2 separate regions of the Homo sapiens genome follow, and region 1 is linked to region 2. The links are chromatin loops, found by intact Hi-C in ENCODE. Cell type or tissue: PC-3. All regions are shown on one strand. Links, peaks and the distances in the headings refer to the core of each region. The heading gives the core; the rest is flanking DNA. Region 1 has its middle 100 kb from the start of SPANXC. Region 2 has its middle 33 kb from the start of SPANXA2-OT1.

Region 1 (16,773 bases), core at 3,487-11,486, 130 kb before region 2:
CACAGACATTTGAAGAACTGCTCAAAGATCACAGGACTTATAATTGAGGGAATGTGGCTTCAGATGGAAGTGGGCCTGAAGCCAAAGCCTGTGCTCCTAACCAACATTCAACATGAAAACCACTTGTTTGGGGGAAGAATAAATGTGAACAACCAAGGCTAACAATCCACTGGGTGCTGGTTCTCTTAAATACTCAGCACTTTACCAAAAGAATTTCTAGTTACTTTTAAGAAATGCAATTCAAATACCAAATCAACAACAAAATCACATATGCATACACATTACACACACACAGGTATGTACTGAATGTTTTTAGTCCCCCTGCCTCCCCAAAAAATGTTAACATTATAATGCCCAATGTGACAGTATTAGAAGATGAGGGACTTGGGAGGTGCTTTGGTTATGAGAACAGAGCCTTCAGGAATTGCACTAGTGCCCTTATAAAAGAGGCCCCAGAGAGCTCTCTTGCCCTTTCTACCATGTGAGGACAAAATGAGAAGATGGTTACTTATGAACAAGTAAAACGGCCCTCACTAAACACTGAATCTGTCTGCACCTTGATCTTGGGCTTCCCCACCTCCAGAACTTTAAGAAATAAATTTCTCTTGTTTATTAGCCACCTGGATTATGGTATTGTGTTATAGCTGCTGGAATGGACTAAGACACACACATACACACACAAACACACATACACACACATACACCCTTTCCTCTATTGTGAACAGGTAGTCTATCATTTTGGTGCTTTTAAAAAAAAAAGACTTATGCTGGAATTAGAGAGAAACATCATACTACCTCCTTTTGGAGGTAGTATGGCCTGGCCTTTAGAGACTATATATTACTTATAATAGTCTTCATTAATAGCCCATCTGGCAGATAATTAATCAAAGGTTATGAGGTCAACCCAATCATCATTGATAAGATTAAGAAAAAAATGAAAAACTTTCAAAATACACACGTATTTTTAAAATATACGTTTCCTTTTTCTATTTAAAAAATGCTCTCATATACCTGATATTCTAATTACAGAGTGATATACTGCACCCACACACTGTGTATTCAGTATCGTTTCAGTGCACTTTATAAGAATGTAAAATTATATCAGATGCTAAATGCCTGAAGCATCAGGTTCCTCGGGTTTCTATTATTAATTTTTGTGCTGAATTTCATATTTGGGTCTGGATTTCATATGAATAAATTATTCTCCAAATACATAATTAAAAAAATTAATATTCAGTCTTTAATACCGACTAGAATCTAAGCTAAATTCATCTGTGAACAAGAATGTTTAGTAGTAATGCTATTTAAAACCCCAGAAGCTTCTAGTCAGCAAACATGTAAGTTATTCTGCTATAGCATTATTTAGGATCAATGCCCCCAAAGCCAATTACTGCATTCTTTGCTGATGTCTTTCTTGGTATTATAGACAACGATAATACCTTCTGATTTAAGTTTTTTCTTTACCCTTTGTTTCATGGAACTAGTGATCACAAAGTACCTTTAGGCCCTGACAATCATATCCCTTAGTCATTTCCTGTTGAGACTCCTACACATTTTACAGAATGGTATTCTGCCTCTCTGCCCTATTCAATTATTTTCATGATTGTAGCCTTTCTCTACCTGCTAGTCCATCCTCAATTCCATTTTTTTGTTTACATTGGATTATAATCGTCTCAAGAATAGGGAACACTTTTTAAAAGTAATTGTATAGCATTTAGGAAAATAATCGTTTCCCAATAAATGCTGAATCAGTAGGTAAGGGATCTATTTTCTAGTCAATTGAAGTCCATCTAATTTGGATAGAGAATAAGTGGTGAAAGATTAAGGCCATTTAGGGTCACACTGAAGAAGGTGTTACATACAAACTCAATAGGCAATATTGGAGTCAAAGTTTTTTCTTGTTTTTTTTTAAAGTCATAGATGACTTGATCACTGTGGAGTTTCAAGATTAATCTCTCAGGATTATAAGAAGAGACAAAAGATGGAATTACATTTTTTTCCTGCAGGTTATGCAAATAAACAGAATAAAAATTCCAAAGCACAGATTTAAAACAGTATCAGTGTATGTTTAGATAGTTTACTGTCTCACTATTTATAAAGGAGTCACTTTAACATGACACAACAATCTTAAACGCATATGCACTTAATAACAAAGCTTCAAATTGCATGAGGAAACAATTGCTAGAATTGAACACAGACATCAATGAATCAACATTTTTCACTCATAGACCCTCACATTCCTCTCTCACTAATCAAATAAACAGAAAATAAGTAAGGTTATATAGAACATCAGAACAATGCTATCAACCAGCTTGACACAATGAGATTTATAGAACACCCCCAAACAACAGCAGAAGAATATACCTCTTTTTTACTGCACTGCATATAAAAATAATCCACTAAAAGAGACTATAATATGCACTATATACCAAACTATAACAATTTCAAAAAGAGATAGTAAGAAGCAGATTCTTGGAATATGATAGAATTAAACTAGAAATCGGTAAAAAAAATCAGGAAAATATCCAAATATTTTGAAATTAAAAACATGCTCCACAATGCATAGATCAAAGAAGAAATCACAGGGGAAATTGAAAAATATTTTGAACAGAAAATAATGAAAATACAACATATCAAAATTTGTGGGATGTCTTTAAAGTAGTACTTAGAAGTTTATAGCATACTATTAAATGTTTACATTAGAAAAGAAGAAAGTGCTCAAATCAATGATATAAGCTTCTACCTTAAGAAAAATGGGGAAAAAAGAGAAATTAAACCCAAATCATATATAATAAAGGATATTATAAAGGTAAGAGTGAAAATCAATGAAATTGAGAGCAGAAAATCAATACAGGAGATCAATGAAACCAAATCTGATTATTGGATGAAAATTAAATATTTATAAAGCTTTAAATATACTTACTAAGAAAGAGGTGACACAAATTTTACATATTGGGAATGCACAACCAGATATCACTACACAGCCTACAAATATTAAATAATAAAAAAGCTTTTGACAAAATTCAAACACAACTTATTTTCACTTTCAGCTTTATTAAGGTATAATTAAAAAATAAAAAGTTGTATATATTCAAGGTAAACAACATGATGTTTTGATATGCATATACATTGTGAAATGATTACCACAATTAAGGTTATGAATGTATCCATCTCCTCACATAATTATTTTTGTGTAGAGTGTGGTAATAATACTTAAGCTCTACTCTCTTAGCAAATTTCAAGTATACATTAAGTGTAGTCACCATGGTGTACATTAGTCTCCAGAATTTAGCTTATAACTCACAAGTTCGTACCATTTGACCAGCATCTCTCCATTTTTCCCATACCCTAACCTATGATAATTACCTTCTACTCTCTGTTTCTATATATTTGACATTTTTAGTTTATATATATAAGTGAGATTATGCAGTGTTTGTCTTTCTGTCTCTGGATTATTTCACTTAGCATAATGTCCTCCAGGTTTGGTGTAAATGACAAAATTCCCTTCTTTTAAAAAGCTGAATAGTATTCCATTGTGTATATGTACCAAATTTTCTTCATCTGTTTATCCATTGATGGACTTTTAGGTTGATCCCATATTTTTGCTATTGTGAATAGTACTGCAATAAACATGAAAGTGCAGGTATCCCTTAGATGTATTGATTTCTTTTCTTTTGGGTGGATACCCAGGAGTAGGATTGTTGGATCAAATGGTAATTCTTTCAATATTTTAAAAAACCTCCATACTGTTTGCCAAAATGACTGCACCAATTACATTTCCACCAATAGTGTATAAGAGTTCCCTTTCTCCACATCTTCACCAATATCTGTTGGTTTTTTGTCTTTTTACTAATAGCCATTCTAACTGGAGTAAGATGATATCTCATTGTGGTTTTCATTTGCATTTCCCTGGTGCTTAGTGATGTTGAGCATTTTTTCATATATTTGTTTGCCATTTGTATAAAAAAAAATCTGTTCAGATCCCTTGCCCATTTTTGAATCAGGTTATTTGTTTACTGTTAGTGAGTTGTAGAAGCACCTTATACATTTTGAATATTAATATCTTATCAGATATATGGTTTGTAAGTGTTGTCTCTCATTCTGTGATTTTGTTTATAATTTTTTTTTTGCTGTGCAGAAATTTTAGGTCTCCAGAATTTATTCATCTTATAACTGCAAGTTTGTACATTAGGTGTACATAACTTATTTATTTTATAACTACATTTATTTGGATTTTCTCTCTTCTTGGTTAATCTTGCCAATGGTCCATCAATTTTACTTATCTTTTTAAAGAACCAGCTTTTTGTTTCATTTATTTTTTGTACTTTTTGTGTGTTTCAATTTAATTTAGTTTTGCTCTGATCTTAGGTATTTCCTTTCTTCTGCTGGGTCTGGGTTTGGTTTGTTCTTGTTTCTCTAGTTCCTTGAGGTGTGACCTTAGCGTGTCAGTTTGTGCTCTTTCAGTCTTTTGATGTAGGCATCTAGGGCTATGAACTTTCCTCTTAGCACCACCTTTGCCCTATCCCCGAGGTTTTGATAGGTTGTGTCATTATTGTCATTCAGTTTGAAGATTTATTTTAATTTCCATCTTGATTTCGTTTTTGACCCAGTGCTTATTCATGAGCAGGTTATTTAATTTCCATGTATTTGCATGGATTTGAAGGTTCCTTTTGGAGTTCATTCCAGTTTTATTCCACTGTGGTCTGAAAGAGTGCTTGATATAATTTCAATTTTCTTAAATTTATTGAGGCTCATACAATTGAGGCTCATATCTCCAAGATATGGTCTATGTTGGAGAAAGTTCCATGGGCTGTTGAATAGAATGTGTATTCTGTGGTTGTTGGATTAAATGTTCTTTATATATCTGTTAAGTCCATTTGTTCCAAGGTATAGTTTAAGTCCATTGTTTCTTTGTTGACTTTCTGTCTTGATGACCTGTCTAGTGCTGTCAGTGGTGTATTGAAGTCCCCCACTCATTTTTAATGGGCAAAAAATTTGGACAAATACTTTAACAAATATTATATACAAATGGCAGTTAAACACAAGAAAAGATGCCAAACATCATTAGTCATTAGGGAAAAAAATTAAAACTACAATGAGATATCACTACACTCATGTGAGAATAATTACAAAATAAGAAAAAACATGAAGACACTAAGTGCTTACAAAGATATGCAGCATCTAGAACTCCTACACTTCTGGTGGGGATGTGAAACCCTCCCTAATGAAGCCAACATCACCCTAATACCAAAATCAAGGAAGGATATAACTAAAAAAGAAAACTACAGACCAATATCCTTGATGGACATGGATGCTAAAATCCTTAACAAAATACTGGCTAAGCAAAATCAACAACATATCCAAAAGATAATCCAACATAATCAAGTGGGTTTCATACCAGGGAAATAGTATCAAACACTTTTTTAAAAGCACTTTGTCAGTTTCTTAAATAGTTAGACCTGCGCTTACCATATGACTTAAGAACCCCACTCCAAGGTATTTATCCGAATAAAATGAAAACCTGTAGTCACACAAAGGCTGCATGCACAATTTTATATTGGCTTTATTCCTAACCACCAAAAACTAAAAAGAAACCAAATGTCCTTCATCTGGTGAATGGGTAAACAGATGTGGTACACCCCTTACGATCGAATATTACTTGGTAATAAAAAGGAAGGAACTAAGGATATATCAAAAAATAACAATGAGTCTCAAAATAATTACACTAAGTGAGGAAAGCCAGAAAAGAAGCATACAAAGTGTATGATTTGCTTTCTTGGCAGGCATTCTAGAAAAGGCAAATTATAAGAGATGATATCAGCTCAGTATGTTACCTGAAGCTAGGGTTGGTGATTGGGAATATAGAAAAAAGGCATGAAGAATCCTTATGGAATAATGGAAATGCTTTAAAATAGAATTTTGGTGATTGCTGTACAACTCTGGAATTTACTGAAAAATATTGTGTACTTACCATGGGTTAATTTTATGGCACACAAATAAATCTCAATACATTCGATTTTAAAAATAAAACATAAAAGGAGATATTTGTGTGCTCTCTCTCATATGTGTGTGATATATATCACACATAAATGTATGAATACAAACAACTTCATAGCCAGACTCTTCCTATAAATCACTAAAAAAAAAAAAAAAGACAAAATCCAATAGAAAACAGGCAAAAAAGTTGAACAGATAGCTCAAAAAGGAAGATACCTATATGGTCAATGAAGGACATGAACAAATGAAAAAATAAGCACATGAAAAAATGCTCAACATGATTAGTCATAAGAGAAATAGAAACAAAATCACAATGAAATACCACTATACATATACCAGAATGGCTCAAGTTAAAACAAATGACCGTACAGTGTGTTGAGAATGATGTAGAGCAACGGAAACCCTCATGCGCTGCTAGTATGAATGCAAATTGATGCAACCATATTGGAAAACTCTTTGGCAGTATTTGCCATATTAAATGTACTCATATCCTATGGTGCAGCAATTTCGCTCCAACATATATACTTAACATACATGTATACATATGTTTACTTCTAAGAAATGTTGATATTAGTGCTATTTGTAGTGGCATAAACGAGAAACAATCCAAACATTCATGAATAATAAAATGGCTGAATAAATTGTGGCATATTGATAAACAGCAAACTACACAACAGTGAAAATTAACGAACTACTGTTACAGGCAAAAACATGGCTGAATCTTCCAAACGTAAATTTAATGAAAAGAAATCAAATACTAAAAAGAACATACTGTATAACTCCATTTATGTCAAATTCAAAACCATTTAAAACTAATCAAAAAGAGAAGATAACTTCAGGATAGAAGGCGATAGTGCCTGGCATGGGGCGGCAGCAGGGGAACGTCTCAGGGTATAGTTAGTATTTTTTTTTTAATCCGAGTAGTAGTTGTAGAATAATTTTACTGTGGGATAAGCCATCAAGCTGCACAATTACGATAAGTGTTCTTTTTTGTATGCATATCATTTTTTCAGTTAACCAATTTTACTTAAAACGAACATTAGTTTAACAATTAAAACTATTATTTCCATCATTTCTCTTCCCAAGTAGCCCAATTTAGTCATAAATATTTTTAGTAATTAGCCACAAGTGTTCTAAGCATTTTTCGAGTGCTTAAGGCAGTAATTTACGTGGACTTTTGTAACATCAAAACACAAGATTTTCACAAGTTATTCCAACTCATTTTACTCGCGTAAATTCACCTTTTCCATTTTAAGAGAAACTTTATTTCAGCAAAGCAAGCTTCTAAGTCATCAATAGCCTGACTCTGACTCTTCCACTTGACATTTTATAATAGCAACATTAAGTACTGTGACTAATCATGAAGAAATTCTTAGAATTGGCAGCAATAGTGCTTGGGCTGGAGTGCAGTTTACAATCTTGGAATCCTTTCTCGGATGTCTTCCATTTCCCTTCTGCTATCTCTGGCACAAATTTCCTCTGATAAATGGAACCAAGAAGCTCAAACAATAGCATGCTTTACTCTCAGATCAAATTGAAAGTCTGTTTGATTTCCCAACCATGGTCACTCAGAAAACCGGCCTCTGGCTGACCTTTGCACGCGTATCTTGCTAGATGCAGAGATGACATTCTGCTTTTCTATCTCCTCCCTTTATCCACGTAACTGGAAACAGCCATGAAGGTAATCTATCTTACATGGACTCAGCAAGGTAGAAACATATGGGAGCTCCTGGGGTATTTCTTTTTGTGCTTTTGCTGACATCTGTCGTCACCTTCCCTCTTCCCAAGGAAAGGTACAAGCCCATAAAAATAAATATGCACATATTTTTGGTGGTATCTGCACAATTTTTGTGTATTCAATTAGGATACACTGTGTTTAGGATTTCAGCATGATACAGCAGAAAATGCTTGAGAACTTCACTTTGATTTTTAAAACACTGTTGAGTAAACATGTGACTGAATAAAAGTAGCTCTAGTCAACTACAATACGTAAAATGTCTCAAAGTCTTTTCCTCAGACTTCAACATTTGAAAATGGGAAATTTAAGTGATTTGTTGGGATTACAGAAGTTGCATGGTTAATGACAATGGCAGTTTGGGGAGCATGACTCGTAAGTTCTAAAATGCTTTGTTTATTATTAACTTTTTTAAAAATTTCTGATGTTATGTAATCTTTCCTTTAAGTGTTCATCTAATGCTTATGTATATTGGGCCTTGTCCTAGGTGCTGAGGCATGGTTCTATGCACTGGAAACATAGCAATAAATGATACGGACGATAATCTCTGACAGTATGGAGATTATCTTCTGCTGCATGTATGGACAACCAAATGCAGGCAATAAGAAATGAGTAAATAGTAAACATTAAAAGATTGGTATGTCAGATCAGAGATAAGTACTATGAAGAGAAAATAGGGCAAGAATGTTAGGGAATGCCAAGGGGCCTATTTCAAATAATGGGATCGTGAAAATCATTACTGAAAAAGTGACTTCTGCACAAGACTTGATGGAATCGAAGGAGAAAGCCATGGAGCTCTCTCAGTAGGAAGCTGTCTAGTGGGAGAGCTTTCGAGTCCAGTGAGAAGTGAGCGCAGAAGTCCTTAAGTGGAGCTCATGTGGCCTATTTGAGGAAAATCAAGGAAGCCAGTGAGGTTAGAAGAAAGGTGAATTCACTTCTAGGGCTGCTATAACAAAGTACTCCAAACTGTGTGGCTCGAAGCAACGAAAGTTTACCCTTTCAAGGGTCTGAAGTCCAGAAATCCCAAATCAATTTGTTGGCAGGGCCATGCTCCCTGCAGAAGCTTTAGGGGAGAATCTGTACTTTGCTTCTTCTAGCTTTTGGTAACTGGCGGCTTTCCTTGCCTTGTCTTCTGCCTTCATCTTCACACCCCCACCTTTCCTTCATATGTCTCTCTCTGCGTCTACCTAATCACAGGAAGTCTGTGATGATATTGGGCCCACATGAATAATCCAGAAGCGCCTCATCTCAAGATCCTTAACTTAATCAAATCCTTTGCCATATGAGGTGCCATTCACAGGTGTTAGGAATTTCACATGGATATCTTTAGGAGGGTCATGTTTTGGCCCACCACAAAAGGGAAAATGTAGGCTGGGCACGGTGGCTCTAGCCTGTAATCCCAGCACTTTGGGAGGCCGAGGCGGGCGGGTCATGAGGTCAGGAGATCGAGACCATCCTGGCTAATACGGTGAAACCCCGTCTCTACTAAAAATACAAAAAAAGCCAGGTGTGGTGGCGGGCGCCTGTAGTCCTAGCTACTCGGGAGGCCGAGGCAGGAGAATGGCGTGAACCCGGGAGGTAGAGCTTGCAGTGAGCTGAGATCGCGCCACTGCACTCCAGCCTGGGCGAGAGAGCAAGATTCTGACTCAAAAAAAAAAAAAAAAAAAAAAAAAAAGGGTGGGGAAAGTAAAAGAGGAGGAGAGGTCAGAGATTCAGTCAGCTGGCAGTTCATGTATGGACCATAGGCTACCACATGGCCCTAGGTTATTTTTCTGAATAAAATGGGAAGTTTGGTGACACTCTCCAACTTACTCTACATTTCATACTGCTTAAGTAAACCCATTCAATGGAATATCTGTAGAGTTGTGATAAAGGAAATTTTGATTCTTTCTTGGTTTTTTAAAGGCTCTCACTGATGCATTTTTTTCTATTTTATTTTATCTTATTTTAAGTTCTGGAATACATGTGCTGAACGTGCAGGTTTGTTACATAGGTATATATGTGCCATGGTGATTTGCTGCACCCATCAACCCATCATCTAGGTTTTAAGCGCTGCATGCATTAGGTATTTGTCCTAATGCTCTCCCTCCCCTTGCCCCCAAGCCCGCAACAGGCCCCAAAGTGTGTCCATCCTTCACACTGCAGCCTTAGTGATGTTTTAAAAATGAGAGACAACCCTGGCTATGGCTACTGAGCATGCCCAGCTCTTAAAAGTTTCCAAGGAAAACTCAGGGACACAGCAATTGTTATCAGGAAGGATAAGAGAGCCTAAAAAGAGCCCAAAAATAAAATGAAAATGAGGAAAAATTGGCACTGTGGAGAGTGCCCATAATGTAGATAAAATCTGTTATGTCCATTTCGCCCCCACTCTACCACCACACCTCTGTCCCCATTAATGTATCCTGAGCTAGGATTTATGCCTGATCAAAAAAATTCTTGTCAACCAGGTTAAGAAGCTTAGGTTTTGCCCTAAGGACAATGGGAAACCATGGAAGGGTTTATAAATAAGAGTTAACGTGGCCTTGTTTTTGTTTCAGAGACATCATAAAGGCTGTAGTGTAGGGGTGCGTTGAAGAGAAGAGAGAATGCAAAGAAGGGTAAACAGTTTTGCAGTATTCCAAACAAGGGATCAGGAGAGCCTGCACTACACTGTGGCAGGTACTGCTGCAGGGCAGAGTGCAGAGGATGAAAGAAATCTTAATACTTATCACTGTCATAGCCAACAGCGTTGTAGGAAACTACATAATAAAATACTGTTATATTACTTCATATATATTAAAGAAAATGGGTCATGTGGGTCAACCCATGTTTTTACATGTAAAATAATTGTTCCTGACAAATAAGAACATTGATACATGAGGGGCCCATATGTATGTCTCTAGGAAGAAAATATGTCTCTAGGAAGAAAATTGTGCCATATGTACCGGCATGGACTAAGGCAGAAAAAGCTGTGTATCAGTAGGTAGATACATTTCAGGCTATGCCCACAATCTATCTCTCCTTAAGTGGCTGCTGCTGTTTTTGCTCTGACAATCAAGTCCAGATTCAAGGAAACATTTTTAATTGACTACAGTACATCATTGTTATCTCTGAACAAACCTAGAGGGGAAAAATGACCATTGAAGTGGATAATAGGCTTGAGATAAGCAGGAAAAATAGTATTCTTCCTAATTCATGGGTGAGAAAACTACATTAACATGTACTAAGTGCCTATTAGGTTCCGGGTACTATGTGAAGTGCTTTCACACATTATAGCATTTAATTCTTACAATAACTCCAAAAGATATGTTTAATTATTCTCATTTCATAAACAAGGACACTGAGGGGCAGATAAGTTAGGAGACAAACACATCCAATAAGTGGTGGAGCTGAGACTTGAACCCTGGCTGGCATGTTGTCTTCATAACACCACTGGGATCTCCATTCAGGTAAAACAATACATCTGCTTCCCCAAGAGACATTTGACCGCATAATTCACTAGGTGGTTTTTGGTCAGACTCTTGGCTACTATTTCATCTCTGGACCTGGGGGAGTCAATATAAAAAGCTATGGAGGCTGCTGAGTAGAAGAGACAAGAAGCCAAGCTTGCTATCTCTCAGGCCAGAATTAAACCTTGGGCAGGGAGGCCTCAGTAATCACCCTGAAGGAATTTCACTTTTCTTCCTTTGAGACCTGGACACTGCATTGTCTCAGAGCCTTGCAGTAACTTCAAATAATCACTTCTGCAAATGCAATTTTCAGCATCAAAGAGTCTTAACACGCTTTAGAGACAAAGTGTCAAATTAGTTCTATGTAATGTCTCTAACGTTTATCAGATGAATGAATCCTGAGGAGTCTGTCATAATGAATACTATTTATTCCATGTTGTAATGTTGCCAAGCACTTCCGTACTAGATGCAGTTTGGAATATAAGTATAAAGCTCTGTAGTGGCTTCAAGAAAAGTAGTATATCAACAGTGGGGAACATAGACGAGATACAGACCTTGTAATAAACAGAAGTGATTTTGCAAGATCAGAAGGAATATTCTGTGTGTCAACAAGAATGAAGAAATTGATTCCACTGACAGCAGAGACTATGCTAAGGCTGGTGGCTTTCAAATATATAGTATACATCAGACCTCCCACTGTTATATACACATTTTTCTCACACAAAATAGAGACACATTGTTTTTCTGAGAGTTCCTGAGATTAAATAGTCAGGATTAAATTGAAAGTAATGTGGCCTTATCTCAAGAGTGAAGGCATCAGTATTTTTGTTGTGTTCACACATATCTGAGACAGGATGCAACTGCAAACCAGTTCAGGGAGCCCAGTCATTACTTTTCTCATGTCTTCTAATGTCACCAAAACAAAAAAAGAGTTGTACCCTTCCATTGCCTCCGTTCCCTTCTCAAGTGAAAAGAAGGTAGAGATAAAAGCACAGCTTCCTTCCCATTAGTACCAACAACTGCACTTCTCTCTTTACAAATTTCCTTCTTAGAAATTCTAGTTATAAGTGCTTGAGCACCAAGTATTCTCACTGAAGGAAAAGCTATAATTTTTACCAGAAGTGCAACCTTCCAGCTGACTTTAGTATAGTTGAGAGGCAACAGAAAAAACTTAATATACAAGATTACTCTATTTAAATCATCGCTGTTGGGAAATAATTACGTGTCATATGTCTTCTGTTTATGGGGAAGCTTTTTATGTATGAACAATTTGAAAATTGGGAGAATCTACTTCTTGCCAGATAGGGAATATGAATATGGCAAGCTGAATAGGACCAGAGGTTTTAAAGGTTCCTACTTAGGGTTGCATTCCTAGTTCCTGAAAAACGGACTTTAAACCAATAAATATCAAAAAAGACAAAGAAGAACATTACATAGTGGTAAAGGGTTCAATTCAACAAAAAGATTTAACCATTTTAAATGTCTATGCACCCAGTACAGAAGCACACAGATTCATAAAGCAAATTCTTAGAGACCTTCAAAGAGACTTAGACTCACACATAATAATAGTGGGAGACTTTAACACCGCACTGTCAATATTAGACGGACCATCGAGACAGAAACTAACAAAGACATTCAGGACCTGAACTCAGCGCTGGATCAAGTGGACCTGATAGATATCTACAGGACTCTCCACCCAAACATAACAGAATATATATTTTTCTCATCACCACATGGCACTTTTTCTAAAACTGATCACATTATTGAAAGTTAAATACTCCTCAGCAAATGCAAAAGAATTGAAATCATAACAGTCTCTTGAATCACAGCACAATCAAATTAGAACACAAGGTTAAGAAATTCATTCAAATCCACACAACTACATGGAAATTGAACAACCTGCTCCTGAATAACTTCTGGGTAAATAATAAAGGCAGAAATCAAGAAGTTCTTTGGAATTAGTGAGAACAAAGATACAATGTACCACAATCTTTGGGACACATAGCTGAAACAGTGTGAAAGAGGGAAATTTATATCATTATATGCCCTCATCAAAAAGCTAGAAAGATCTCAAGTTAAAAATTTAATGTCACAACTAAAAGAACTAGAGAACCAAGAGTGAACAAACCCAAGGCTAGCAGAATAAAAGAGATAACCAAGATCAGAGCTGAACTGACGGAGATAGAGACACAAAAAGACACTTCAAAAAAATCATCAAATCCAAGAGCTGGCTTTTGAAAAAAAAAAAAGAATTAATACAGACCACTAACTAAGCTAATGAAGAAGAAAATAAGAGAAGATTCAAATAAGCACAATCAGAAATGTTAAGGGAGATATCGCCACTGACCCCAAAGAAATACAAACAACCATCAGAGAATACTATAAACACTTCTATGTGCATAAACTGGAAAATCTAGAAAAAACTAATAAATTCCTAGACACATACACCCACCCAAGACTGAACCAGAAAGAAATTGAATCTCTGAATAGACCAATAATTTGTTCTAAAATTGAGACATTAATAAATAGCCTACCAAATGAAAAAAAATCCCAGGACCAGACAGGTTCACAGCTGAATTCTACCAGAGGTACAAAAAAGAGCTGGCAGCATTCCTACTGAAACTATCCCAAAAAATTGAAGAGGAGGAACTCCTCTCTAACTCATTTTATGGGGCCAGCAGAATCCTGATACCAAAACCTGGCAAAGATACAGCAAAAAAAAGAGAAAACTTCAGGCCAATATCCTTAATGAACATTGAAGCAAAACAAATCCAACAGAATATCAAAAGACCTATCCATCACAATCAAATAGGCTTCATCCCAGGGATGGAAATCTGGTTCAACATATACAAATTAATAAATGTGATTCATCACATAAAAAGAACTAAAGACAAAAACCACACGGTTATCTCAATAGATGCAGAAGAGGCCTTCGATAATATTCAACACCCCTCCATGTTAAAAACTGTCAATAAATTAGGTATTGAAAGAACATACCTCAAATTAATAAGCCATATATGACAAACCCACAGCCAATATCGTACTGAATGGGCAAAACCTGGAAGCATTCCCTTTGAAAACCAGCACAAGACAAGTTTGTCCTCTTTCACCACTCCTATTCAACATAGTATTGTAAGTTCTGGCCAGGGAAATCAGGAAAGAGAAAGAGATAAAGGATGTTCAAATAGGAAGAAAGGAAGTCAAACTATCTTTGTTTGCAGATGACATGATCCTATATCTAGATAACCCCATTGTCTCAGCCCAAAAGCTTCTTAAGCTGATAGGCAATTTCAGGAAAGTCTCAGGATATAAAATCAATGTGCAAAAATTGCTAGCATTCCTATACACCAACAACAGGTAAGCCAAGAGCCAAATCACAAATGAACTCCTATTCACAATTGGCACAAACGAATAAAATACCTAGGAATACAGCTAACAAGGGAAGCGAAGGACCTCTTCAAGGAGAACTACAAGCCACTGCTCAAGAAAATCAGAGACGACACAAATGGAAAAACATTCCTTGTTCATGAATAGGAAGAATCAATATAATAAAAATGGCCATACTGCCCAAAGCAATTTATATATTCAATGCTATTCCCATTAAAGTACCATTGACATTCTTCACAGAATTAGAAAAAAAACTATTTAAAAATTTTTATGAAACCAAAAAAAAAGCCTGAATAGACAAGGTGATCCTAAGCAAAAACAACAAAGCTGGAGGCATCAGGCTACCCAACTTCAAACTATATTACAAGGTTACAGTAACCAAAACAGCATGGTATTTGTACAAGAACAGACACATAGACCAATGGAACAGAATAGAGAACCCAGAAATAAGACTGCACACGTACAACCATCTGATCTTTGACAAACCTGACAAAAACAAGGAATGGGGAAAAGACTCCTTATTCAATAAATGGTGCTGGGAGAACTGGCTAGCCATATGCAAAAAATTGAAGTCAGACCCCTTCCTTACACCATATATAAAAATTACTCAAGATGGATTAAAGACTTAAACATAAAACCCAAAACTATAAAAACCCTAGAAGAAAACCTAGGCAATACCATTCAGGACATAGGCACAGGTAAAGATTTCATGATGAAGATACCAAAAGCAATTTTGACAAAAGCAAAAATTGACAAATGGGATCTAATTAAATTGAAGAGCTTTGGCACAGCAAAGGAAACTATCAACAGCGTAAATAGACAACCTACACAATGGGAGAAAATGCTTGCAATCTCTCTGACAAAGGTCTAATATCCGTCATCTATAAGGAACTTAAATTTACAAGAAAAAAATGAACAGCCCCATCAAAGAGTGGGCCAAGGACATGAACAAACACTTCTCAGTAGAAGACATGCATGTGGCCAACAGACATATGAAAAAAAGCTCAACATCACTGATCATCAGAGAAATGCAAGTGAAAACCACAGTGAGATACCATCTCACACCAGTCAGAATGGCTGCTATTGAAAGTCAAAAAACAACAGATGCTGGTGAGGTTGTGGATAAAACAGGAACACTTTTACACTGTTGGTGGGAGTGTAAATTAGTTCAACCATTGTGGAAGACAGTGTGTTGATTCCTCAAAGACCTAGAGGCAGAAAGACCATTTAACTCAGTAATCTCATTACTGGATATATACCCAAAGGAATATAAACTGTTCTACTATAAAGACACATGCACGTGTATGTTCATTGCAGCACTATTCACAATAGCAAAGACATGGAATCAACCTAGGTGCCTATCAACAGTGGATTGGATAGAAAAAATAAATGTGGTACTTATACATGATGAAATACTATGCAGCCATAAAAAGGAATGAGATCATGTCTTTTGCAGGGACATGAATAGAGCTGGAGGCCATTATCTTTAGCAAACTAACCCAGGAACAGAGAATCAAATACCATGTGTTCTCACTTATAAGTGGGAGCTGAATGATGAGAACACATGGACACATGAAGTGGAACAACACACACTGATGCCTGTCAGAGGGTGGGGGTTGGGAAGAGGGAGAGCATCAAGAAGAATGACTAGTGGATGCTGGGCTTAATACCTAGGTGATAGGATGATCGGTGCAGTAAACCACCACGGCACACATTTGTCTATATAACAAAACTTGCACATATTGCACATATAACCCTGAACTTAAAATAAAATTTGAAAATAATAAATAAATAAATAAATATAAATAAATAAATAAATAAAAGTCCCCACTTGAATGACAGCGAGAATTGAATTTTCTTTTTAATACCAATAAAGCTCTTGTAGAGGGTACCAAGCTGGACACACTTGGTCAGCTCTATGGTGCTGAAAAGGAGGGAAAATTACTAGAGGCTCCCATTTTCTAACCTCTTCTTGAATATGGCCTTACTGTCATAGCATGAAAGTAGCCTTATTTTCTTCCTCTGGAAACTGAGCCCAACTCCTGACTTGCAGGACTCTTGAAGATTAGGTAAAATCATGATGCAACATGCCTAGTGCTCTATAAATAGTAGCTGCTGTTATTATTATTGTTATTATTGTCATTATTATTAAGAGAAGAGGGTCAATGTCACAGTACAACCAGAAACACTATTTGCCTCAGGGATGTTTCCATCGTAGCAAAACAG
Region 2 (16,773 bases), core at 3,704-11,703:
GGAACATCAGAGTTTGGAAATCAGACAGGTTTGGATTTGAATCCCAGATACGCAATTTACTTACTATGCATATTTCAGCAATTGACTTAAACCTGGATGCACTTCAGTTTTATCATCTATGAAATGGACAAAATTTACCTTGCTGGTTTGTTCAGGGGATGGCTAAGCTTAGGCATCTTTCCCATAGTAGGTGCTCAGTAAGTGTTAGCTCCTCCCTACTTCTTATCACAAGGGCACTGCTGTCTACAAAATGAACCTTCATGCACAAAAATTAGAGAACAACAACAACGACAATAACAATAACAAAAGCTTCCTCCAGGTGTGAATTTTGTTTCCCTTAAAAGTAACAAGATACTGTCTTTATTATAAACAAATATATATTGCACCCCTCTTTTTTTCATCTTTCTTACTTCAAATTTATGTTTACCCTCTGTATTAGTTAGTTCTTGCGCTAGTATAACAACATACCTGAGACTGGGTAGTGTATAATGAAAAGGGGTTTCAGGCACAGTTCTACAAGCGGTACACGAGGCATAGCTGGCGAGGCCTCAGGAAACTTACAATCATGGCAGAAGGTGAAGAGGAAGGAGGCGTGTCTTCACATGGCCGCCAGGAAAATAAGAGACAGGGGGAGGTGCTACACACTTTTACAACAACCAGATCCTGTGAGAACTCACTCACTATCACAAGGACAGCAAAAAGGAAGTTGGCTCCCATGATTAAATCACCTTCTACCTGGCCCCTCCTCCAACTCTGTGAATTACAGTTTGTCATGGGATTTGGGTGGCAACACAGAGCCAAACCATATCACCTTTCTAATTTCCTCATGAATTACTGTGGCACCTCAACTACTACTCTGCAATATTTCTGCCAAGACTGGACAAAGGGCAACATGAGTGAGGTACTAGGGAAGAATCCCATTTCCTCTGCATCCTAAATCTTGCCATAATGTTAGCCTAAAGGTTGAATTCCAACAGCAGGGAAAGAAGGTGGAAAAGAATAATTTTTATTGATCTCTTCCCGCCGCAATTTTCTTCCTTCAGTTCGGCAGCAGTCATGTCAAGGGTAGCGGTGGAAAAATAAATGGCTTCTCTCTGTGATCTGTGTTTTATAACATCTCTGTACTCCTCTTTCTTCCTCCCTTTTTACTAGATTTACAGAAGAAAAGCAAAGGTGACAGATTAGTATAGTGATTTGTGTGTCAAACATAAAAAATAATAATGGTTCCGTGTAGACTATAATAATAATAGTAATAGTAACAATAATGGCCGGCATTTTTCAGGCTTTTAGAATGTGTCAGGTATTATTCTAAGGCCCTTACACCCATTAACTCATTGAATCTTCACACAAATTCTGTTGAGTAGGCACTAGTATTATTCCTATTTTAAAGAAAAGAAAAAATATCTCTGACTATAACATTGGATTTATCTGTTTCTCCTTGTAACTTTATCAGTTGTTGAATCATGCATTCTGATGCTCTGTTTGTAGGTGCATACACATTAAGGATTGTCTCTTTGTCCATTCAGGCTGCTATAACAAAAGCATACATTGGATGGTTTATAAGCAGGCATTAATTTCATACTCCTGGAGACTGGGAAGTCCAAGATCAAGGTGCTGATAAATTCAGTGTCCGGAGAGGGCCTCTTCCTGGTTTGTTGGCCCCTGACTTTCAGCTGTGTCCTCAAGTGGTGGAAGGGGGAAGGAATCTCATTGGGTCTTCTTATAAGGCTGCTAATCCCATTGATGAAGCCTCAGTCCTCCTGACCTAATCACCCATCAAAGGCCACACTTCCTAATACCCTCTTTTTGGGGATTAGGATTACAACATTTAAATTGTGTGTTAGGGGGAGGGTGGGGTAGGGACACAAACGTTCAGACCATAGCAGATTGTTATGTCTTCTTGGATGACTGACTCCGTTATCATTATGTAATTATTCAATTTATCCATGATACCTTACCTTGCCTGGTGGTCTGCTCTGTCTGAAATTAATAGAGATAGTCCCACTTTCTTTTGATTAGTGGTAGCATGGCATATCTTTATTTTTAGTTTTATTTTTTTTATTATTATTATTTTTTGAGATAGAGTTTCACTCTTGTCGCCCAGGCTGGAGTGCAATGGCGCATTCTCAGCTCACTGCAACCTCCGCCTCCTGGGTTCAAGTGATTCTCCTGCCTCAGCCTCCCGAGTAGATGGGATTACAGGTGCCCGCCACCATGCACAGCTAATGTTTTTTGTATTTTTAGTAGAGACAGGGTTTCACCATGTTGGCCAGACTGGTCTCAAACTCCTGACCTCAGGTGATCTGCCCGCCTCGGCCTCCCAAAGTGCTGGGATTACAGGCATGAGCCACCGCACCTGGCTGGCATATCTTTCTATATCTGTTTACTTTTAACCTGCAAGTGTCTTTATATTTAATGTGAGTTTCTTGTAAAAAGCATATGGCTGGGTTTTGTTTTTTGATACACTATGACAATATCTGTCTTTTAATTGCGATATTTAGACCATTGATGTTTAAGTGATTATTGATACAGGTGGGTAACATTGAACACATTTGCAACTGTTTTCTATTTGTTGCCCATGTTCTGTTTCTATTTTTGTCTCCCACACTTTTTCTGCCTTTTGTAGTTATAACTAAATATTCATATGATTCCATTTTCTCTCCTTTATTAATATATCAGTCATATTCCTTCTTAATCTTTTCTTGGTGGTTTCCCTAAAGTTGCAATATATGTTTAAAACCAATCCAGGTCCACTTTCAAATAACACTATACCACTTCATGGGTAATGAAAGTAATTTAAAATAACAAAATAATCTGAATTCCTCCATCCTGTCCTTTGCAACATTGCTATCATTTATTTTACTTATATATAAGCATATAAATACAGAAGTATATATATTGAATACATTGTTGCTATTCTTTTTTAAACAAACCATTATATGTTACATCAATTACAAATAAGAAAAATAAAAGCTTTTAGTTTACTTATTCTTTCTCTAATTTCTTTATGTAGATCCAAGTGTCTAATCTATATTATTTTCCTTCTCTCTGAATAACTTTTAACATTTCTTTCAAAGCTAGTCTTCTGGCAATAAATTCTCTCAATTTTTGTTTATTCAAGAAAGTCTCTATTTCTCCTTCACTTGTGAAGGATAATTTTATAGGATTCAAAATTCTAGGTTGGTGAAGTTGTTTTTCTACCAAAACTTTAAATATTTCACTCCACCTTTTTCTTGCTTGCCTGGTTTCTGAGAAGTCAAGTGTAATTCTTGTCTTTGATCCTATATAGGTGTCTTTTGTTTCTGATGGCTTGTTTCAAGACTCTTTTCTTATCTTTGATTTTCTGCAGTTTGAAAATGGTATGCCTGGCTGGGCGTGGTGGCTCACGCCTATAATCCCAGCACTTTGGGAGGCCAAGGCGGGTGGATCACCTGAGGTCAAAAGTTTGAGACCAGCCTGGCCAACATGGTGAAACCTCATCTCCAGTAAAAATGCAAAAATTAGCTGGGCGTGGAGTGGGCACCTGTAATCCCAGCTACTCGGGAGGCTGAAGCAGGAGAATCGCTTGAACCCGGGAGGCAGAGTTTGCAGTGAGCTGAGATCGTGCCACTGCACTCCAGCCTGGGTGACAGACTGAGACTCTGTCTTCAAAAAAAAAAAAAAAAAAAAAAATGGTATGCCTATGTGTATGTTTGTGTTTTTTTTTTTTTTTGGCTTTTATCCTGCTTGGTTCTCCAAGCTTACTGGATATGTGGTTTGGTGTCTGATATTAATCTGGGGAAATTCTCAGTTATTATTCTGTTACACATTTCTTCTGTCCCTGTCTCTCTTTCTTTTCCTTCTGATATCCTCATTATGTGTATGTTATACCTCTAAGAGTTGCCCCACAGTTCCTGGATATTCTGTTCTGGGGGTTTTCGGTATTTTTTTTTCTTTTTTCTTTTTAGTTTTGAAAGTGTCTATTCCATACCCTCAAGCTCAGAGATTCTTTCCTTAGCTGCATCCAGTCTACTAATATGCCCATCACAGGCATTCTTCATTTCTGTTGCAGTGTCTTTGATCTCTAGCATTTCTTTTAAATGCTATCTCAGAATTTCCATCTCTTTGCTTACATTATCTATCTGTTCTTGCATGTTGTCTACTTTTTCCATTAAAGCTCTTAGTACAATAATACGTATTTTCAAAAAAATTCCTCGTCTGATAATGCCACCATTCCTGATATATTTGAATTTTGTTCTGATGTTTGTTCAATCTCTTCAAACTTTGTTTTGCCAGTAATGTCCTTGTAATATTTTGTTGAAGGATGAACATCGTACATTGGGTGAGAGAAACTGCAATGAAGAGGCCCTGAATGATGTAGTGGTATGTGTTTGAAGGTGGCATGTGAAGTGTTCTATAGCTTTATGATTAGCTTTGTCTTTTTTTTTTTTTTTTTTTTTTGAGAAGGAGTCTCACTCTGTCACCAGGCTGGAGTGCAATGGGGTGATCTCGGCTCACTGCAACCTCCACCTCCTGGGTTCAAACGATTCTCCTGCCTCAGCCTCCCAAGTAGCTAGGACTACAGGCGCACGCCACCATGCCTGGCTAATTTTTTGGTATTTTTGGTAGAGACAGGGTTTCACCATGTTAGCCAGGATGGTCTCGATCTCCTGACCTCGTGATCCACCCGCCTCAGCCTCCCAAAGTTCTGGGATTATAGGTGTGAGCCACCGCGCCGGGTGATTAGCTTTGTCTTTTGGTGAACCTGTGCCCCTAAACTGTGAACTTAGCCAATACTTCTCAGCTTCTTCCCCCTTGGATAGGACAGAATGTTTATAGTGGTGAGAGTTGAGCATCTCCCTTTCCTCACATGAAAGGCTACAGGGAGCTGGAATTGGGTATTTTCCTTCCCACAAGTAGGTTCTGAAATAGTCCCAGCAGGTTAGACTCTTGTAAAATACTGTAGTTTCTCCTAAGGACATGTCTTCTGAAGAAGAACAAAATGCTTTGGTGTATTTCAGAATGTTTACTTTTCTAAAGCATGAGGGGACTTTCTGATGCTCATTATGAAGACCCAATAGAGCTCCAAAAGGTAAAAACTCACAAAATGTAAGTGCAGCCATATAACAGAAGTTTTTAACTTTCAGAGTTGTCCACTCTGAGCCTCCAGCGTTTCACCAATTACAGTTTACGTTTTCTTACTATGGCATTGGTTCTTGTGGAGGTTTCTGCTTTGGGGTTTCTGCTCTAGTAAGCTGTGATTCCCTTTGTCTGCCTGTTTCTGTCTCCAATTTTGGGGGCAGCAATTTACTCTGTGACCTCACTTCTTTGATGAATCTATAGCCTAAGAATAGTTGTTGATTTTCCCTTTTGTTCAGCTCTTCACATGTTGATAGGAAGGAGCAACAACTTCCAAGCACCTTACATGTTGGACCAGACACCAGAAGTGGTAGAAATTAAAATGAACAGAATAATGTTAAGGACATATCCAAGGTTATACACCTAAGAAGTAATGAATCCAGACTCAAAACTAATGTCAGAGCCCACTGTCAACCACTGCCCTAAGCTGATCTCAGACCACTCTGCTATACTTAAAAAGCGTATATTGGTTATATGTGGGCTCTAGAGCTAGACTCTTTAGGTATGAATCCAGTTCCATCACTTTTATTAGTTGTATGACTTTTTGCCTAAGTCTGTTGTAGGGATTAAGTGAGTTGGTTTCTGAAATGCACTTACAACAACAGTGACTAGAAGTGAGAAAGCGCTTACTAAATGGTGGCAGCTTTTGGTACTGCATGGAAGAGCCAGCATTCTTATCCCTCCAATACATGAAAAATGCACAGGTGTGGTATGGTGAATTTGTAGCATCTCTTCTGGAAATTCGGGCGGAAGAGATTTCCAAAGCATCTGTTTTCTTGAAATGCTGCACCCTATATAGTTTCTTGCTCTTCAAAGTCTGGTACATTAAACCAACAACATTGGCATCTCCTGGGAGCTAATAAAAAAATGAAAATTCTCAAGTCCCATCCCAGACCATTTGAATCAGAATCTGCATTTTAACAGGATTCCCAGGTGATTAATTGGTGCATTTTAGTTTAAGACTCTGATATAGCATAGTGGTTAAGAGCACAGGCTTTGAATTCAGACTCATTTGCATCAGAAGCGAAGTTCTGTCAATTATAAGCTCTGTAATCTTTGAGCAGTTTTCTTAACTATCTGTGCCTAATTTCCTCATCTATAAAATTGGAATAATAATAATACCTCTCTCACAGGGCTGTTGAGAAGATAGACACACAGTAGGTGCTCAGAAAACAAATGTTATAGCTACATTGCTACCATTATCATCAAAGTGTCAAGGCTGAAACAGGCCAGGTGAAAAGCTATCCCCATGAAGTCAGTATATAGGGGAAAGAGGGCACTTGAGGATGGCTCAAGTCTGGAGGGTCACAGCCTGGATACTTTATTCAACTACAGTGGAGAGCAGGGTATTATCACAAGGAATGCTTAGATCACATGTGAAACAAAAAGGGCATAAAGTTGAAATTGTGAGGCAAAGACATCAGGACAAGAACAAGTTGAAGATTAGAAGGAAGGACAAGGAGAGAACTAAGCAGGAAGAGTGACTGCTGGTTCAGAGAGAAAACCTAGTCTCCAGCACTGGTACAACCAAGTGGTATGATTGTGTTCTGATGCACTTGGATCACATGGCCAGAATAATAAAGGGAGCTCCTTAAAGGTACTGGAGGGGCTCCGCCAGCACCGCTCCCCACCCCCCAAAAAAACACACACCTGGTTTAGAATACCCCCAAGGACATCGATCCATCTCATCTACTGTATCCTTAATGCATCCCAGGAACAATTAACTAAAGCGGGGTTTCACTGGGTGCAAGAGGAGGAATTCATTCCCTATTTCCATACATTTACTCTTTCATTACTGCTTTGGAGTGCATGAAACTTGACCATGATTAAACAGAAACACTTTTTTGAGTATGCAATCCAAGGAGCTATTTTTCCCCAACCTACTGGGCTGAAAAATATTTATTCTTCCTGAAGGATGGAATGGTAGCCTCCGTGGTTTGGCTTCTTGCAATAACACTCCCTAAGGGTTAATGTGCTATTAATATGGCAAAAAAGGAAGAAACCCCTTTAAATAGCAGCTTATGCTTCTTTTTGATTTCTCTCCTGCAAAAGTTGATTTACTGTGTGTTTCTTCCATCTGGCAGGAAGCTAATCTGAATATGAATCAATCCTTGCAAAAATAACTGCAGGAAATTTTAGACATTCATAACTTTCCAAAGTTTTTTTTTTTCTTTAACAATAGCATTTTTGTCATTCTTTCAGTTGTGCAAAGTTTTTCAATTGAAATGAAGTATGACTATTTAAGGAATTCTGCCACCTCATCCTGAATGCCTCCTTTACTGTTATAGATTCACATTGCTCATCTTCTAGATATTTGCACATAAATGAATAATTGCTGTTATCCCAAAAAGTTTTAATCATGAGGGGAAAACAGATTAATGTGATGTTCCCAACTAGAAAAGCAACATAGCAAAAAAAGATAATTCTCAAATATCTAATTCTTCTTTCCTTGTAGTATATTTTGTAATAATGATGTTTTCTTCTAACACTGCTTGTACCAATTACTATTTCTGGAGCTGCTAAACAAAATGGGACAAGAAAAAGCTATCTTATAAATCTAGACTGGAGTCTTTAACAAGTAACTTGGCATTTTCAAAATCATTGCTTCTCAACCGTTGCCACATCGTAGCATACCTTAAAAATAATGTTTGTACAGCATACTGAGGTAAATAGATGAGGCTGCTTGGGCAGGAAATGACTGGCCCAGGGACTCCAGCTGCCTCAGGTCCCATCAAACCATCTCAACGCTTGGGGAATAAATATTTCATTACACCCACAGCCATTTTCACTAAGCACACAAGCTCTGCTCATGATGACCCTGTTCCTCTGAACTTAGAATTGGTGAAGGAACGGGCCAGGTGTGGTGGCTCACACCTGTAATCCCAGCACTTTGGGAGGCTGAGGCGCGCAGATCATGAGGTCAGGATTTTGAGACCAGCCTGACCAACATGGTGAAACCCTGTCTCTACTAAAAATACAAAAATTAGCTGGGCGTGTGGCACGCGCCTGTAATCCCAGTTACTCAGGAGGCTGAGGCAGGAGAATTGCTTAAACCTGGGAGGTGGAGGTTGTAGTGAACCGAGATCGTGCCACTGCACTCCAGCCTGGGCAACAGAGACTCTGTCTCAAAAAAAAAAAAAAAAAGAAAGAAAGAATTGGTCAAGGAAAATGTTTTCCATTAGAAAATTGAAGTCACATCATCCAGACTAATGGATGAGTGTCTTTGGCAGAATTTCCAGACAAAGGCTATATGGCCAAGTCACTCCACTTTATACTGACTTGTCAAGTATGACTGGCTAGCCCAGCACTTTCCAAACTGTGTTTCATAGAATGCTAGTATTCCACGAGATATTATTAGACACTAAAGAAATTTCCCTTCTGTAGTCAAATAATTTTGAGATTTAGTGGGTTAAACGTATTTCATTACTATAAGAGTTTCTGAACTCTTTCACATCCTAATGTGATTTGTGAATTTCCAAAAAAATAAGATAGAGCTGATTGGCAACATATGGTTGTGCAAGTTGTGCACTGTACAACTCTAGAGGTAAATATTCACATTGTAGCTTATTATACGACACTCATTTATGTAGTGTACAACCTCTACATGGCAGGACTAGAATATAGCATGCAATATTTTCCATATATTCGACCATGGGACGTTGTCCAGAATACTTGTTAATGTCTACTAGAGCACATTTGGTTCTACGTGAACTCCACCGATGATCTTGTTCATTTTGCTACCTTTCCAGCATTCTATGTTCTAAGTAACTCGACTCCTTTTTCCCAAACAGATTGTGCTTTCTCTCACCCCTGTGAGGAAAGAACACGGTCTTTCATGTGACCCCAGCCTGAGTTCAATACCAGATCTGCCACTTATTTACCAGCTCTGGGCCTTGGTGCTATCTGCAAAATAGAAAGAGTATCATGCACATTACAGGGTGCTTGTGTGGATTAAATGAGCAAGCAAATGTAAAGGCCCAGTACAGACCCAGACACAGAGTAATACATGTTGATTGTCCCTTATCTTAAATGCTTGGGACCAGAAGTGTTTCAATTTTTTGATTTTTTTGGATTTTGGAATATTTCCATTATATTTACCAGTCAAGCATACCTAATGCAAATATCTGAAATCCAAAAAGCATTTTCTTTGAGCACCATGCTGGTACTCAAAAAGTTTCAGATTTTGGAATGTTACAGAGTTGGTGTGTTCAACCTGTATACAACAAATATTCCTCTTCACCGTCAGTGCTTTTGCTGAAATTCCCACTGCCTGCAATGCCTTTCTGTGCTCAGTCTGTCCTTGAAGGAATATCTCATTTACAAAGCCTTCCTGGTGCAGCTACTCCCTTCTTCAAACCTCTGTAGCACTTTGTAGTTCATTCAAAGGTATATTCTAGCACATTATTTCTGATAGAATAATTTTGACCAATTTCTCATCTCCCTTGCTTGAGTATGAAATCTTGAGGGCCGCAGCATTGTCTTGTTCACCTTTGATCCTCAACGGAACCTGGGATATCTTAGGTACTCAGTAGATGTTTGTATAATCTAGTGAAATAAAAATCATAAAGTAGCTGGCAGGTAGCCACAATATTTTTCACTGAAGAGGTGATGATAATAGCTCTTCTGGGCTGACTGGGTGCACATTATAGTCTGGGCAAAAATTTGTCTACTGGTTTGCATAGACAGACACAGCAAATCATAAAGATACATTTTGCATAGCACGAAGAAGACATAGAGGTTTAAATTGCATGAATGTGCTGTATAATTAACATCTTCTATGGAATAAAGGCCTTGAAGCATAGAGTTGATGATTAATCTCATAATTGATTAAAAATTCAAAAATAAGGCAAATACTTTAGAACAGAGTCCCAGACTCAAAGATCGATATACATAAAATCCCTTTTCCTTAAGTTATCTTCAACTGCTAACCTATACTAAACACTAAGCTAAGCCTCTTTAGAAATTTCTATTAAGATGATGCATTTGCTTACATTACAATATCTACTGTTCTGAGTATATGTAGACAGCCCATTTTTACATCAATAAAATATGAATTATCTATACCCAGCGTTATATTTTATTCAGGTTCTCATGCTAAAGTATTTTTAAATGAGATATATATGTCCAAAATAAGTTGCACATTAGCTTTTCAAGTAAGAATTTTGTTATGAAGATTTAAGGTAAATGCAAACAATCTTGTAAAGTGGGGCTACATTCATCAACAGGAATTAGATACTTTAGGAAGAAAATTCAAGATCAAGAACATCTTTTTAAATAATGTCAAAGGGACTTTTTACAAAAATCACCTAGTTAAGACATACAGTTCTATTTCTTAACAAGTGTTTTGGCCCTTGACACCTTATTTGAAGAGTGATTTATCAGAAAACTACAAAATTATGATGGTTGAAGGTGTTGATAACTTCCATAACAACTGATTAGTTTCTATAACAGCATGATATCAAAATGCCCCCATACAACGTGTCAATAATAATAATGTGTAAGCATATGAATTGTTTTAATTTACAAATCCAGAGAGTTGCAGGCTTTATTCAATAATTTAACACTTACATTTCAAAATATATATACTGTGTGGACACAACCCTTAAAGCAAGCAAACAATTGATTATTAAAGTAGTCGTTTCAGGACAAATAAAGAAAGATGCTATTGTAATTGTTGCTGGTTTATTTTTTATTTTTTTATTTTTTTATTTTGAAATGGAGTTTCACTCTTGTTGCCCAGGCTGGAGTGCAATGGCATGATCTCGGTTCACTGCAACCGCTGCCTCCCGGGTTTAAGTGATTCTCTGGCTCAGCCTCCTGAGTAGCTGGGATTACAGGCCTGCGCCACCACGCCCGGCTAATGTTTTGTATTTTTAGTAGAGGCGGGGTTTCACCGTGTTAGCCCGGATAGTCTCGATCTCCTGACCTCGTGATCTGCCCGCCTCAGCCTCCCAAAGTGCTGGGATTACAGGCATGAGCCACTGCACCCAGCCGTCTGTAGCCGTTTTAATGTTCTTGTCTACTCATTCTATAGGTGCCATTTTCTGGTCTCTTTCTATTGAATGGCTTTTCTGCTCTTATTTCCTTTCCTTCATGCGTGATTGGTAACTTTTTATTTGATGTCAGACAATGTGGATTTTACCTTTTTGATGGTGTTTTTCTTCTCCTAATATTATTTTCACACTTAAATCTGAGATGCTTTAAATTTACTTGGAAAAAAAAAACATTGATTCTTTCAAGGCTTGTTTGTAAACTTCATTAGACAGAACCAGACTAGCTATTAATCTAGGACTATTTTTCTTCCACTACTGTGGCGATACCCTCTGACGAACCTACCTAATATCATGTGAAATACAAGGCTTTTCACTCTGACTTGTGGGAACAAGAAATGTTTGAGCTCTAAGAATTGTTTTTTTCTGCTGTTTACAGATAGTTGCTTCTCCAGCTTCAGTTAGTTTCCTCATATTCATGCACTGATTCATGCTCAACTAAAGCTGAGAAGGACCTTCAACAAATCGCTGCAGTTGTCTTATTTTTTGTGCAGCTTTCTTTTCTCTTGTATTCTTCCCTGAAATTTGTAGCTGTATTTCCCTTTTTGGACTCCTAGCTCTGTCTTCTCAACTTAGGGAGGCCACTGGATTCCATTTAGGTTCTCCATTTCTTTTTATTTTATTTATTTACTTATTTGTTTATTTTGAGATGGAGTCTTGCTCTGTCGCCCAGGCTGGAGTGCAGTGGCCAGATCTCAGCTCACTGCAACCTCCGTCTCCAGGGTTCAAGCAATTCTCCTGCCTCAGCCTCCTGAGTAGCTGGGACTACAGGCGTGTGCCCCCACACCTGGCTAATTTTTGGATTTTTAGGGGAGACAGGGTTTCACCGTGTTAGCCAGGATTGTCTCGCTCTCCTGACCTTGTGATCCCCCCACCTTGGCCTCCCAAAATGCTATGGGATTACAGGTGTGAGCCACCGCGGCCGGCCTGAGTTCTCCCTTTCTATGATGTAGCCTGAAGTCTCCTTTCAGACAGTAAGCCAGGACAATCGTAAGGGTTCACTTTGTTTTCCCTCTGTAAGGAATTATTTTCTCACACTACCTAATTTCTAACGCTTAAAAAACATTTATATATATATATATGTATATAGTCCAGTGTTTTTAGTTGTTTCTGCCAGGAAGATAACAACTCCATTACAAGTTACCCCATCTCAGCTAGACAGTTCCTAAGAGAATACATTATTGGCCGGGCGTGGTGGCTCATGCCTGTAATCCCAGCACTTTGGGAGTCCAAGGCAGGTGGATCGCCTGAGGTCAGGAGTTCGAGACCAGCCTGACCAACATGGAGAAACCCCGTCTCTACTAAAAATACAAAATTAGCTGGGCGTGGTGACACATGCCTGTAATCCCAGCTACTCAGGAGGCTGAGGGAGGAGAATCACTTGAACCCGGGAGGCAGAGGTTGTGGTGAGCTGAGATCACGCCATTGCACTCCAGCCTGGGCAACAAGAGCGAAACTCCGTCTCGGAAAAAAAAAAAAGAATATATTATTATATAACTTTTTATTATGAAAATAATATTTTCTTATAAAAATTTCAAGCAGTGCAGATGTATATACAGAAAAACTTGCATTTCTACCATTCTCTCCACCCTCTATTCTCCCAAAATTCAACTGAATTACTGGTCCTCAAAGGAAACAGCTTGCAATTGGTATGCTCACTTACAGATAATTTTATATTCATTTAAATATATATACAAAGATTCATAATATAGTCATATACATATATGCAAATATTAAAAATACATAATTATATATTTTTTAAACAGGGTCTTGCTCTGTCGCCCAGGCTGCAGTGCAGTGGCATGTTCTCAGCTCTCTGCAGCCTCAACCTCCCAGGCTCAAGCAATTCTCCCACCTCAGCCTCCTGAGTAGCTGGGACTACAGGCATGAGTCACCACACCTGGCTCTTTTTTTTTTTTTTTTTTTTTTTTTTTTTTGTAGAGAAGAGTTCTCACTATGTTGCCCTGGCTGGTCTCGAATTCCCGGACTCAGGCAATCCTCCTGCCTCAGCCTCCCAAAATGTTGGGATTGCAGGCATGAGCTGCTGCGTTTGGCCTACATAAATATTTTGACATAAATGAGATATTAAGTACTTTTGTAAATTAATTTTCTTGTCTAATTCTGTATCTTTGTTTTTCCTCTATATTTGCCATACATATCTATGTCAATATTTTAATTGTCTGCATATAACTTCATAGTATGGATACATCATTTTTAAATGTAGGTATTTCTCTATTGATGTACAAATGTTTTTCACCAGTTTTTCTGTTTAACAAATGTTACAATGAACATTTTTGAATCGTATGTTTTCGTGCACATGTGTAGCATTTCTAAAAGGAAAATTCTTAAAAATTTAATGAGCATTTTAAAGTTTGCTAGAAATTGCCAAAATATCCTGCAAAGTACTTGTACTTTGTTCTAACAGTGTTAGGATTTCCTATTCCTTCATGATTTTTGTTGTCAATCCAATGGAAGAAAATTGCTTCTTTGTTTTAATTTATATTTACTTTACGAATAGTAAAGTTGAATATCTTTTGTTATCTATTTGTAGTTATTAATCTGTGAATTGTTGCCATATTTTTCTATTGGGTTGTTTGATTTTTTATTTATAGAAAAAATTTGTATAGTCATTTGTTTGTTATACATATCACAAGTATTTTCTCCTAATCTCTTCTTTATATTTTAACTTTGTATAAGAAATAATTTGCCGTATAGAAATAGTGCTGGAAAACATGTCTTTTGAGAAAGAACATACCTTGTTCTATTTTTTTCCGCTTTTGAAAATTCCATCTCATCCACCAGCTGCAGGACAAATCACTGAACTAAATGTTTAACTGGTTTTGAGAAAGAGAAAAACAGCTTCTGACATTCACAAGCTATGCCCAGTTGTTGCTAGGAGCTGGCTTGGCACTCACAGCTAGGCCTTGGTATTACTCTATCAGGAACATCAGCATTAAATGAGGCCGCTGTGTGACCATGACGGATGAAGGCGAAAACAAGACCGCTCTGCAATCATGTCTGAACACAGACAGAACATGGACATTGTGCAAGTCACGAGAATGACCAGTTATCTCACTATTCTGAATAATATAAGTTGCTGGGTTTTTTTCTTTTACCAATTACAAGTCTACCCTTGCTTTAGACTGCCCTCACAATAGATAAGGTGTATTAAGATACCTGATCATCATATTACCCCGACTTCCCGAGAGTATTCAACCCAGAGAAAAATTCTGCTTCCTCAAAATCTCCCCCAAATCACCTAATACAAATCCAAACACTATAACAAATCCTTTTATTATCTTCCTACTGAGATGCCCCCATAATTGATAAAAATAGTTCTCTATGATGTATATTCTCTCCTACTGTAATGAGTAATAAACCCGATTTGTTCAACTATAGTGTGTTCCTGATAGTCTTTAGCTAGAGGGCTTTCAAATAATAATATGAAAACATTGTGGTATATAGTCCAACTGCTTTTTATTTTTATTTTATTTCATTTTTAAACATTTATTTATTTTAATTGATGAGTAAAAATTGTATATATTTATTGTGTACATCATATTGTTTTGAAACATGTATATATTGTAGGATGGCTAAATCTAGCTAATTCACATATACATTGCTTCACATATTTATCTTTTTTGTGGTAAGAACATTTAAAATCTATTTTCTTAGCAACGTGCAAGAATATAATGTTTTTATTAACCACAGCCACCATGCTGTCTGCAAAATAGATCTCTTAAACTAATCCTTCCTATCTAGCTGAAATTTTGTATCCTTTGATCAACATCTTCCCGACCCTTATATTTTATTAGAATGAGTCATTTCCAGTCCGATGAAATCCATTACTGTTTTAAAGCCCCATTCCGTGTAGGTCACATACTAGTTTAAGTTTTGAGAGATACTATGTATATTCGGATAAATTGTATCAGGGAGTCAGTATAGGATCCTTGAAGAGCATTGTATTTGATATGAGAACTGGATTTACAACATTCTAGAAGGAGGATTTTGGGGAAATGTGTTAATCACTCTAAGTTTTTGCTTCCTTATTTGTAAATGGAGACAAGAACTCTTATCTTAACACTATTGTGGTAAGGATTCAATGAGGGAGCTTTTTGTAAACTAAAGCTAAAGTTCTGTAAATAGGAAAGACTTTCAAAATAGTAATGGTTGAGCTTGGGTGGAACTGATTGAACTCACATCTCCTTTCATCACCCCTTATTTATTCATGGGAAACAAGAAAGCACAGAGAAGGAGAATTCTTTTACTTTAGGTGGAGATGGACTCCAGGTTTTTTGACTCCTAGTCTAGCATCCTCTATACTTCATGGAAACTGTTTTCTATTTTATTTCTTTTTGCTTCTTTGTAATAATAAAAAATTCTAGTAAATGATTTTTTGGTACATCATGCTATCTTCCGGGATTAACTCCTCAGAGTCCTCCAAACAATTTGCAAAGTTAATGACTCCTGGGTATTTATGAGATTATGGTTAAGTGAAGTTAAGCCACAAAAGTCTATTAAAAAATAATTTCCAGACTTTTCATATGCAAATTATTCTTGTGGATTTACCTCCCACCCTTGTTTATAGTATGTTGACCATCTTCTTTCTAAGCAAGATTCAGGGTCTTATTTCATCATGATTTCACCTGTTGTGATTGGGTTCTGTGTTCTTATGTTTGTTCTGCCCAGCAGTATAGGTTTAAAAAAGAAAAAAATAATAATAATCTTGGAGCCTGAGGAAAGTGTTCTCTTCACTGATGGAAGATTGCTCTCTGTTTGCCTGTCAGCTCTTTGTTCTGGTTACTTATTCTTTCTAACATGCTTGGCTGCACAAATCACAAAATAGAGGGATAAAAAGATCTTTTGGAATCTGTATTTGCTATGTTGCAAGCTCAGTTACCATATGGAACACAAAAGCCCAGAACCTTAAGTATGAAACAGCATTTTGTTGTTTTGCTTTCTTCCTTACCATTTTAGCAATGTGTCTTTTATCACTACGGAAGTGAAGTCTTTACTGAAGAAATTAATTGTGTGTGTGTGTGTGTGTGTGTGTGTGTGTGTGTGTGTGCGTGCACATGCCCCCGTGTATTGTGTATGAAGTGAGTGATGGGGGGGGCACCAAAATTGTTATAAGAAGCAACATTTTATGCCGTAGGCAAAGATGGTACTTTAGGCATTGTAAATAATCAGATATTTCTTGTGAGCCTTCTGAATATTGCTCAGGAATTGATTACTCAAGCATATCCATTATTCTTCTTCTATGTTGTCAGAATAAATGTTTATTATAGCATTACTTAAAAGGTTTTGGATAATGAGAATTGGCTGCAAGGTAGATGAAAGATGAGACAAATAGTCAAGTGAGCCTTTTCTTCATTCATTTCCTCATTCACTTTTCACACAATTTTTTTAATGTATATATATTTTTTATTATACTTTAAGTTCTAGGGTACATGTGCACAACGTGCAGCTTTGTTACATATGTATACATGTGCCCTGTTGGTGTGCTGCACCCATTAACTCGTCATTTACATTAGGTATATCTCCTAATGCTATCCCTCCCCCCTCCCCCCACCCCACAACAGGCCCCGGTGTGTGATGTTCCCCT

Evidence for each region. Peaks named below come from ENCODE experiments on the same cell type or tissue, not always from the same donor. Only the 100,000 strongest peaks of a DNase experiment are listed, where the experiment ranks them.
Region 1: it touches region 2 in a loop (23-fold over the local background); 2 of 110 quality-filtered maps call a loop at or near these places.

The regions. Positions count from the first base shown.
Region 1 is chrX:141,334,058-141,350,830 of GRCh38, forward strand. No RefSeq gene overlaps it. Among named protein-coding and RNA genes, the nearest start is that of SPANXC, 100 kb to the left of the region's middle. In PC-3, for the core only: no CTCF peak of the experiment used is centred there; a DNase peak (open chromatin) is centred at 7,374; H3K4me3 peaks cover 439 bases; H3K27ac peaks cover 1,354 bases.
Region 2 is chrX:141,461,891-141,478,663 of GRCh38, forward strand. No RefSeq gene overlaps it. Among named protein-coding and RNA genes, the nearest start is that of SPANXA2-OT1, 33 kb to the right of the region's middle. In PC-3, for the core only: a CTCF peak has its summit at 5,690; DNase peaks (open chromatin) are centred at 7,341 and 7,781; H3K27ac peaks cover 2,590 bases.